Regions from separate parts of the Homo sapiens genome. Here region 1 is linked to region 2. A link is an interaction called in ENCODE POLR2A ChIA-PET data of the cell type or tissue named here. Cell type or tissue: PC-9. All regions are shown on one strand. Region 1 overlaps PAFAH1B1 (platelet activating factor acetylhydrolase 1b regulatory subunit 1). Region 2 has its middle 25 kb from the start of METTL16.

Evidence for each region. Peaks named below come from ENCODE experiments on the same cell type or tissue, not always from the same donor. Only the 100,000 strongest peaks of a DNase experiment are listed, where the experiment ranks them.
Region 1: POLR2A ChIA-PET joins it to region 2 with 10 read pairs; 3 of 35 experiments call an interaction of 5 or more read pairs at or near these places.

Annotation. Positions count from the first base shown.
Region 1 is chr17:2,657,394-2,662,393 of GRCh38, forward strand. All of the region lies in intron 2 of PAFAH1B1 (platelet activating factor acetylhydrolase 1b regulatory subunit 1), which reads left to right. Among named protein-coding and RNA genes, the nearest start is that of MIR6776, 33 kb to the right of the region's middle. RefSeq lists an enhancer at 1,650-2,151. In PC-9, no CTCF peak of the experiment used is centred here; a DNase peak (open chromatin) is centred at 2,148.
Region 2 is chr17:2,534,400-2,539,399 of GRCh38, forward strand. No RefSeq gene overlaps it. Among named protein-coding and RNA genes, the nearest start is that of METTL16, 25 kb to the left of the region's middle. In PC-9, no CTCF peak of the experiment used is centred here; no DNase peak of the experiment used is centred here.

The sequences.
Region 1 (5,000 bases), 120 kb after region 2:
ACCGCCGTGCCCGGCTAATATTGTATTTTTAGTAGAGCTGAGGTTTCACCATGTTGGCCAGGCTGGTCTCAAACTCCTGACCTCAAGTGATCCACCCACCTCAGTCTCCCAAAGTGGTGGGATTACAGGCGTGAGCTACCACGCCTGGCCAAGAATGTTGAATTTGATCAGATGTTTTTAGGTAAACATTGAGATCTCCATAATGTACCATTCTGATTCACTTGGTCCAGCTCAGCTCCCTGCCTAGGTAATACTTACTATTTCCTTTAAGTCCTCGCATCTCGCCTTTATAAAAAGATTCTTCCATTCAGTCTCATTTCTCTCGTCTTTGAATTAAATTTCATAGACTTCAGTAGCTTTTATTTTGCTCCTCAGATAGGTTTACAAGATCCTAGGAGGCAAGGGACCATATATAACTTAACCTTCTTTTATATTCCTTGGTATAAAACTGGAAATAACAAGCACTCATCCCTTCTTCCTCTTTCCTTTTTTCTTTACATGTTTTATAGTGAAATTTTGCTTTACATTTTAAAAATATAAATGTTTCAAACTATTCAATACATGACAGTTGTATTGTGTATCTTTCCTATTGTACAACCTGACTTTGCCTTATGAGTTTTTGAAATAATGCAAAATATTTTTATAGGAATATATCCTGAGTGGATCTCACAGTTGTAAATTATGCTGAACAACTAAGGCAAAATCTCCTCCTCTCTGGAAACGTAGCTGACCTCTGGCCTGTAGCAGGCCATGCAGTTTTTTTCTAAGTGTCAGTCAATAATATAGTAACTTTAAAACAACATAATTAGGAGTTCAGCTGGGTTAGTGTGACATTCTCTCTCCCTCTCCCCCAACCCCCTTTCTCTCTTAGACCTTTAAGTATTTTAGTTTTCAGTAATGTTATTTTTCTTAACAGGTTAAAAGGGTAAAGAGGGAAACACAGATAAATAAGGGTGGAGGCTGAAAACAACTGTTTAGTGACTGCCCTCTGTTTTGTGTTTCCATTACTCAAGAAATTTAATCGAAATACGAGAATGAACAGTAATGCATATTTTTTGTTTATTTATTTGGTTTTGCTTTTTAAAAAGTGCAGTGTGATATACTTAACTGGTAGATCATTTTTGGCTTTTGTTGCAACTGTGGGCTGGAGGGTATATCAGGATGTCATCTGAGACCCAGCCGTCTGATGAAAAGAAATGGAATCGAGCAGGCTAGTATACTGGGTACAGGGTTCTTTTTGCTTGATGGGGAAGATAAAGGTCCACTCACCCTGCATTGCCTGAATTACATTCTTCTTCACTTTGTCTCTGCCATGGATAAGGTCTCATTATAACCTCTTGCTGAACTTGTACTTGTCCTAAGACTGGTAGTAGTTAAATCCTGAACTACCTTTTGGAAGTAGTTATCTTAGAATGTGATGGTGAAGGATGGTAATGGCAATCAATTTGTCAGACAGATTTCTTAGGGTACGTGAGGTTGGAGAAGTATAAGACCTATGGCCAGGAACTCATCACATCTGTGCTGCCCTTTCCCTGAAGAGTCAGTAGGGTATTGTAGCATAAAAGTTTAGGAAGTCTTGGCTGGACACAGTGGCTCACACCTGTAATCCCAGCACTTTGGGCCAAGGTGGACGAATCACTTGAGATCATGAATTCAAGACCACCCTGGCCAACATGGCAAAACCCCGTCTCTACTAAAAATACAAAAATTAGCTGGGCCTAATGGCACGTGCCTGTAGTCTCAGCTTCTCAGGAGGCTGAGGCAGGAGAATCGCTTGAACCCAGGAGGGGGAGGTTGCAGTGAGCCGAGATTGCCACACTGCAGCCTGGATGACAGAATAAGACTCCGTTTCAAAAAAAAAAAGGCCAGGTACAGTGGCCCACGCCTGTTATCCCAGCACTTTGGGAGGCCAAGGCGGGCGGATCACAAGGTCAAGAGATCGAGACCATCCTTGCCAATATGGTGAAACCCCGTCTCTGCTAAAAATGCAAAAATTAGCTGGGCATGGTGGCACACGCCTGTAGTCCCAGCTACTCGGGAGGCTGAGCCAGGAGAATCGTGAGGTTGTGGTGAGCTGAGATTGTGCCACTGCATTCCAGCCTGGCGACAGAGTGAGACTGCCTCGCCAAAAAAAAAAAAAAAAAAAAAGGAAGCCTTGGCTGGGCGTGGTGGCTGATGACTGTAATCCCAGCACTGGGAGGCCAAGGCAGTCAGGTCACATGAGGCCAGGAGTTTGAGACCAGCCTAGCCAACACAGTGAAACCCCGTCTCCACTAAAAATATTAAAAAAAAAATTAGCTGGGCATGGTGGTGCTCACCTGTAATCCCAGCTACTCAGGAGGCTGAGGCATGAGAATCACTTGAACTCAGGAAACAGGCTTCAGTGAGCCGAGATCATGCCACTGCACTCCAGCCTGGGTGACAGAGTGAGACTCCGTTTCAAAAAAAAATTAGGAAGCCTTGTTACCTGTTTGAGACTTGATTGATATCCTGTGGCTGCAGCTTAGGGAATGATCCCCTGTATATCTCTGCCCTGGAAATAAATTTTAATCACATTCTCTCCCAAGACTATATAGTTTCATCTTGTTATCTAAAACAGTATAGCCCGGGGTGGTGTGAGAGATGTCTTTTGGAGGAGGGTACTAAGGATGACTCCATGTGTGCTTCTGGTGGTGTCATGCTTGATACTGCCTGGTCTTTTGTGTTACCTTCCCAGAGCCTTCAACAGCCCTGCAGACATCTCAGATTTGTTGGGCCCCTGGACCTTTTAGAGGAATGCATGTTATCTCCATTGCTGCCCTGAATATGCAAGCTTAGCCTTTTCAGTGTATCTTTTTTTTTTTTTAATTTTTATTTTACTTTAAGTTCCGGGATACATGTGCAGAATGTGCAGGTTTGTTACATAGGTAAATGTGTGCCATGGTGGTTTGCTGCACCTATCAAGTCATCACCTAGGTTTTAAGCTCCACACGCATTAGCTATTTGTCCTGATGCTCTCCCTCCCCTCAACCCCCACCCCCACCAACAGGCCCGGGTGTGTGTTGTTCCCCTCCCTGTGGTCCATGTGTTCTCATTGTTCAACTCCCAGTTATGCGTGAGAGCATGCGGTGCTTGGTTTTCTGTTCCTGTGTTAGTCTGCTGAGGATGGTGGCTTCTAGCTTCATCCATGTCGCCACAAAGGACATGATCTCATTCCTTTTTATGGCTGCATAGTATTCCATGGTGTATGTGTACCACATTTTCTTTATCCAGTCTGTCATTGATAGGCATTTGGGTTGGTTCCATGTCTTTGCTGTTGTAAATAGTGCTGCAGTAAACATGTGTGCATGTGTCTTTATAGCAAAATGATTTATATTCCTTTGGGTATATACCCAGTAATGGGATTGCTGGGTCAAATGGTATTTCTGCTTCTAGATTCTTGAGGAATCACCACACTATCTTCCATGATGGTTGAACTAATTTATATTCCCACCAATCGTGTAAAAGCATTCCTATTTCTCCACAGCCTTGCCAGCATCTTTCGTTTCTTGACTTTATAATAATCGCCATTCTGACTGGTGTGAGATAGTATCTCATTGTGGTTTTGATTTGCATTTCTCTAATGATCAGTGATGTTGAGCTTTTTTTCATATGTTTTTTGGCCACATAAATGTCTTCTTTTGAGAAGTGTCTGTTCATATCCTTTGCCCACTTTTTGATGGTTTTTTTTTCCCGTTCTGTAGGTTGCATGTTCACTCTGATGATAGTTTATTTTGCTGTGCAGAAACTCTTGAGTTTAATTAGATCCCACTTGTCAATTTTAGCTTTTGATGCAGTTGCTTTTGGCATTTTCATCAAGAAATCTTTGCCCATGCCTGAATGGTATTGCCTAGGTTTTCTTCTAGGATTTTTATGGTTTTGGGTTTTACATGTAAGTCTTTAATCCATCTTGACTTATTTTTTGTATAAGGTGTAAGGAAGGGGTCCAGTTTCAGTTTTCTGCATATGGCTAACCAGTTTTTTGAGCACCATTTATTAATTAAGGAATCCTTTCCCCATTGCTTGTTTTTGTCAGGTTTGTTGAAGATCAGATGTTTGTAGATATGTGGTGTTATTTCTGAGGTCTCTGTTCTGTTCCCTTGGTCTGTGTGTCTGTTTTGGTACCAGTAGCATGCTGTTTTGGTTACTGTAGCCTTGTAGTATAGTTTGAAGTCAGGTAGTACGTGTGATGCCTCCAGCTTTGTTCTTTTTGCTTAGGATTGTCCTGGCTATTAGTGTATCTCTTTAAATGGGTCTAGTAAGAAAACATCTCAGTTCATCAGCCTTTGACTTAACCTTGTTTTTTCTTCATATGAGCAATGAAATTAAAATGGTTACGGAACTCTTAGAACTTTTTCATTCTTAGAATGCTAGAGTATACAGTTTGTAAAATACTATTATTGGCCAGGCGTGGTGGCTCATGTCTGTAATCCCAGCACTCTGGGAGGCTGACGTGATGAAACCCCATCTCTACAAAAAAATACAAAAAATTAGCTGGGCGTGGTGGTGGGTGCCTATAATCCCAGCTACTCAGGAGGCTGAGGCAGGAGAATTGCTTGAACCCAGGAGGCGGAGGTTGCAGTGAGCCGAGCTTGCGCCATTGCGCTCCAGCCTGGAGGAGACTCCATCTCAAAAAAAAAAAAAAAAAAAAAAATCTTATGGGTGGTATTGATGAGGTGTTATGACTAGTATTACAGCTGCAGAAATTACCCTAGGGGATAAAAACAAATGAAAAGAATGTAGGAAGTCAGCTAAAGTGCTTAAAATCGAATGCTGGCATTTTCATAAACTTGTAATAGTTTAGAAAATAATTTCATTCGTTATGTTTGTAATAGTTTGATATTTAAGCCTAGGCTGTGTCTAGCTTAGGATCTGTTTGCTCATGGATAAAAGTCCTTCATCTCAGTTTTGATTTTAACCATTTTCTTTTTTATTTTTCTTAACCATTTTTATTTTTTTAACCTCTTTGTGTGTGTGTGTGT
Region 2 (5,000 bases):
TTTTTTTTTTTGAGACGGAGTCTCATTCTGTCACTCAGGCTAGAGTGCAGTGGCACAATCTCTGCTCACTGCAACCTCTGCCTCCTGGGTTCAAGCAATTCTCCTGCCTCAGCTTCCCAAATAGTTGGGATTACAGGTGTGTACCACCACACCTGGCTAACTTTTGTATTTTTTTAGTAGAGACGGGGTTTCACTATGTTGGCCAGGCTGGTCTCAAACTCCTGATCTCAAGCGATCCACCCACCTCAGCCTCCCAAATTGCTGGGATTACAGGCGTAAGCCACCGTGCCCGGCCAAGAGAAAGAAAAAAGGTTTAAATAACCTTTATCATGAATGAAAAGAGGTACTAAATAAATATCAGCTGCACTTAAAAATTTTTTTCCAGCCAGGCATGCTCACGCCTGTAATCCCAGCACTCTGGGAGGCCGAGGTGGGCAGATCACTTGAGCTCAGGAGTTCGAGACCAGGCTGGACAACATGGTGAAACCCCTATCTCTATTTTTTTTAATCAAAGAAAAAATTCCTATATATTTACAACTGACAGTAAGAGAGTTTTTAATGTTTTGACCAAAATATTTAAAGGTCACAGAGCAATCATACATTTTCTCATTGATTATTAAGATTGCTTTGCGGCCGGGCGTGGTGGCTTATGCCTGTAATCTCAGCACTTTGGGAGGCCGAGGCAGGCGGTCAGGAGATGGAGACCATCCTGGCTAACACGGTGAAACCCCGTCTCTACTAAAAATACAAAAAATTAGCCGGGCGTGGGGGCGGCAACCTGTAGTCCCACTAATCAGGAGGCAGAGGCAGGAGAATCGCTTGAACCTGGGAGGTGGAGGTTAAAGTGAGCCGAGATGGCGCCACTGCATTCCAGCCTGGGTGACAGAGTGGGACTCCGTCTCAAAAAACAAAAACAAAAACAAAAAAAAAGGCCGGGCGTGGTGTAATCGTAGCACTTTGAGAGGCTGAGGTAGATGGATCACAAGGTCAGGAGTTCAAGATCAGCCTGGCCAATATAGTGAAACCCCATCTCTACTAAAAATACAAAAATTAACTGGGCGTGGTAGCGCACTCCTGTAATCCCAGCTACTTGGAAGGCTGAGGCAGAAGAATCACTTGAACCCAGGAGGCAGAGGTTGCAGTGAGCCGAGATTGTGCCACTGCACTCCAGCATGGGCAACAGAGCGAGACTCTGTATCCAAAAAAAAAAAAAAAAAAAAAAAAAGATTGCTCTGCATGGTTTCAGCTTGCACGGTCCTATCTGTGGTCCTGCATGGCCATGCAAAGTGAAGGCTGCTGGTTAAGCAGTTTCTACACCGTTGTTGTCTTCATATCTGATGCTGGAGTTTGAGGTCCCCGGGGCAGGCAGTTGGTAAAGTGGAGAATGAGCTGGAACTCACTAGCATAAACTGGAGCCCATGAGGGCAGGCTGGAGACCGCGTCAGTTCTTGTTGCTTCTAATGTTGGTGGTGTGGGCATCCAGGAGAAACCAGGGCTCTTTGCCCAGAGATATAAACACTGACACCTGGTCCAGGAGTAAGAGAAGCTGAAGGAAGATTCAGGAGAAGGTGAAGCAATTACAGGTGTAGCTGCTGCCTCTTGCCAATGAGTTGAGGCATCAGATAACCAGCACTGTCAGCTGCGGAACGGCTGCTGCTTCAATTCAGCCCTCCAGTCTCTCACAGGACTCTCTTGTGTAGTTTTCAATTGGGTTCAGGGGCGAAAAAAAAAAAAAAGAATCATTTGTGGCCCATGCTAACTGGAAATGAACAGGAAAGGGAACTCTGGGAAAGGGGATTCTGGGAAAGGGAATTCAGCCACCATAGTTACCGTATAGTTTAATGGCTGTGCATGGAGGGCTCGAAGTCAGACTTCTCAGATTTGATTTGTTTCCTTTATTTCAAGTCGTATGTCCAAGGGTAAGTTTCTTAGTCTTTCTGGGCCTCAGTTTGCTTGTCTGTAAAATGAAGATGTAATAGTAGCATTTAAGATTAGTTTGAGGTTTTTTAAAATTATTTTTATTTCCTTTTAATTTTTTGTTTTGTTTTTGTTTTTGTTGTTTTTGAGACGGAGTTTCACTCTTGTTGCCCAGGCTGGAGTGCAGGGGCTCAATCTTGGCTCACCGCAACTTCTGCCTCGCGGGTTCAAGTGATTCTCCTGCCTCAGCCTCCTGAGTAGCTGGGATTACAGGCACACGCCACCACGCCTGACTAATTTTGTATTTTTAGTAGAGATGGGGTTTGTCCATGTTGGTCAGGCTGGTCTTTAACTGCTGACCTCAGGTGATCCGCCCGCCTCGGCCTCCCAAATTGCTGGGATTATAGGCGTGAGCCACCACGACCGGCCCCTTTTAAATTTGTATTTATATAAAAACTTCTATGCTAGTTTGAGGTTTAAATGAGATAATACATATAAATTGTTAACATATTATTGGTGTATTATCAATAAGACTTGCCTTATTGGAAATGTTTAATAAACATCAGCCATGTCGGCCAGGCGCAGTGACTCACACCTGTAATGCCAGTACTTTGGGAGGCTGAGGCAGGAGGATTGCTTGAGTCCAGGAGTTTGGGACCAGCCTGGGCAACATAGGGAGACCCTGCTTCTACAAAAAAAAAATTTAAATTAGCAGGACGTGGTGGTGCACACCTGTAGTCCCAGCTACTCAGGAGGCTGAGGCAAGAGGATCACTTGAGTCCAGGAGGTTGAGGCTGCAGTGATCCAAGATTGTGCCGCTATGCTCCAGTCTGGGCAACTGAATGAGACCCTGTCTCAAAACAAAACAACAAACAAAAACAATCAAATAGACAAAAATATATCAGCCATGATTATTAGTAATTGTGTGATCTTTCTGGTCCTCAGTTTTTTTCAGCTGTAAGGTGGGGATAACTTCCTTGGCCTACTTCACAGGCATATATTGAGAATCAAATGAAATAAATAATTCAAATAAAATAGGAATAATTATATGAATAACATATCACCACTTCATGGTAGAGGTGGTGGTAAAAATGATGATAAACATAGTTCTTAGTTCCTTCCAGCCTCCATATTGGTATCTACTCCAGTGACTAAAGCCAGCTATTCCATGATTATTAATCAGAAAAGCAGTTATCCAAATGTAAGATGTTAATAGGGAAACTGAGTGCAGAGGATATGGAACTTTTTGTACTTACCATCTTTGCCATTTTTCTGTAAATATAAAACTGTTTACTAAAAAAATAAGTTTACTGAAAAAACTTGATAAAAAAAAAAGAATGTCATTGTCAAACTTTAGCAGAATTCTCTGGAAGGCTTATTAAATATTAAATACACATTGCTGGGTCCTAGCCCCAGAGTTGCTGATTCAGTGGGTCTGGGCTGGAGCCAGAGAACTTGCATTTCTTTTTTTGAGATGGAGTCTTGGTCTGTTGCCCAGGCTGGAATGCAGTGGTGCGATCTCGGCTCACTGCAACCTCCGCCCCCTGGGTTCAAGCGATTCTTCTGCCTCAGCCTCCTGAGTACCTGGGATTACAGGCATGTGCCACCACACCCGGCTAATTTTATATTTTTAGTAGAGATGGGGTTTCTCCATGTTGGCCAGGCTTGTCTCAATCTCCTGACCTCGTGATCCACCTGCGTCGGCCTCCCAAAGTGCTGGGATTACAGGCATGAGCCACTGTGCCCTGCCGAGAAGTTGCATTTCTAACAAGCAGTGCTGAGGCTGCTGATCTGAGGATGACACTTTGAGAACTCCTGACTTAAAATGTAAAGTAGTACGTGGGTTTCCTGTCTTTCCTATGAACAAAGGCTCCTATTCATCACGGTCTGCCATTTCTTGGTTCGTGCTGTCCATGACATCACCCAACATTTACCTACGAAGCAAGAGGAAGGAGACAACTGATGACTGACTGAGCAGGATGATACTAAACGGGGCCTGCATAATCCCTTTTACCCTGCTTTTCTCCAGCTTCTTCGAAGCTTTAGGCCATGGATCCAAACCATGCTTAAAATAACACACAAGTACATATTTAAATATGTATATGTTAAATATATAATACATATATATTTTATGCATACATTTCATTACAGGTTGAGCATCCCAAATCCCAAAATCTGAAACCCGAAATGTTTCAAAATCCAAAACTTTTGAGCACCAACATGACACTCAAGGAAAATGCTCACTGCAGCATTTCAGATTTTGAATTTTTGGATTTGGGATGTTCAACACATAAATATAATGCAAATATTCCAAAATCTGGAAAAAAATCTGAAATCTGAAACACTTCTGGTTGCAAACATTGCAGATAAGGGATACTCAGCCTGCAAAAAGAAATACATGGGCTGGGCATGGTGGCTCATGCCTGTAATCCCAGCACTTTGGGAGGCTGAGGCAGGAGGATCATTTAAGGCCAGGAGTTCAAGATCAGCCTGCACAACATGGCAAGACCCTGTCTCTACAAAAAAATTAAAAAACAAGCCGAGTATGGTGGTGTGTGCCTATAGTCCCAGCTACTCAGGAGGCTGAGGTGGGAGGATCGCTTGAGCCCACGTTGTCAAGGCTGCAGTGAGCCATGATCGTGCCATTGCACTACAGCCTGGGCGACAGATCTCAGGCTGTCTCAAAAATAAATACGTGTGTACATACGTGCATACATGCACACATGCATGCACGCATACACGCATGCATGCATACATACATGCATGCACACGTACATGCATGCACACATGCATACACACGTACATGCATACACACATACATGCATACACACCTACATGTTCATAGAGGAAAAAAATTACCCACAGCTTCCCAAAGACAACCACTTAACATTTTGGTCTAGTCCCAAATTTTATTTCAACTATGTTTTGAGGGTTTTCTTTTAAACATTGCTTTTGCTTCTTTTGTTTTGCTTTGTGGTTTCTTTTTTCTTTTTTTTGAGACAGAGCTGGCTCTGTTGCCAAGCTGGAGTGCAGTGGCATGATCTAGGCTCACTACAACCTTCGCTTTCAGGGTTCAAAACATT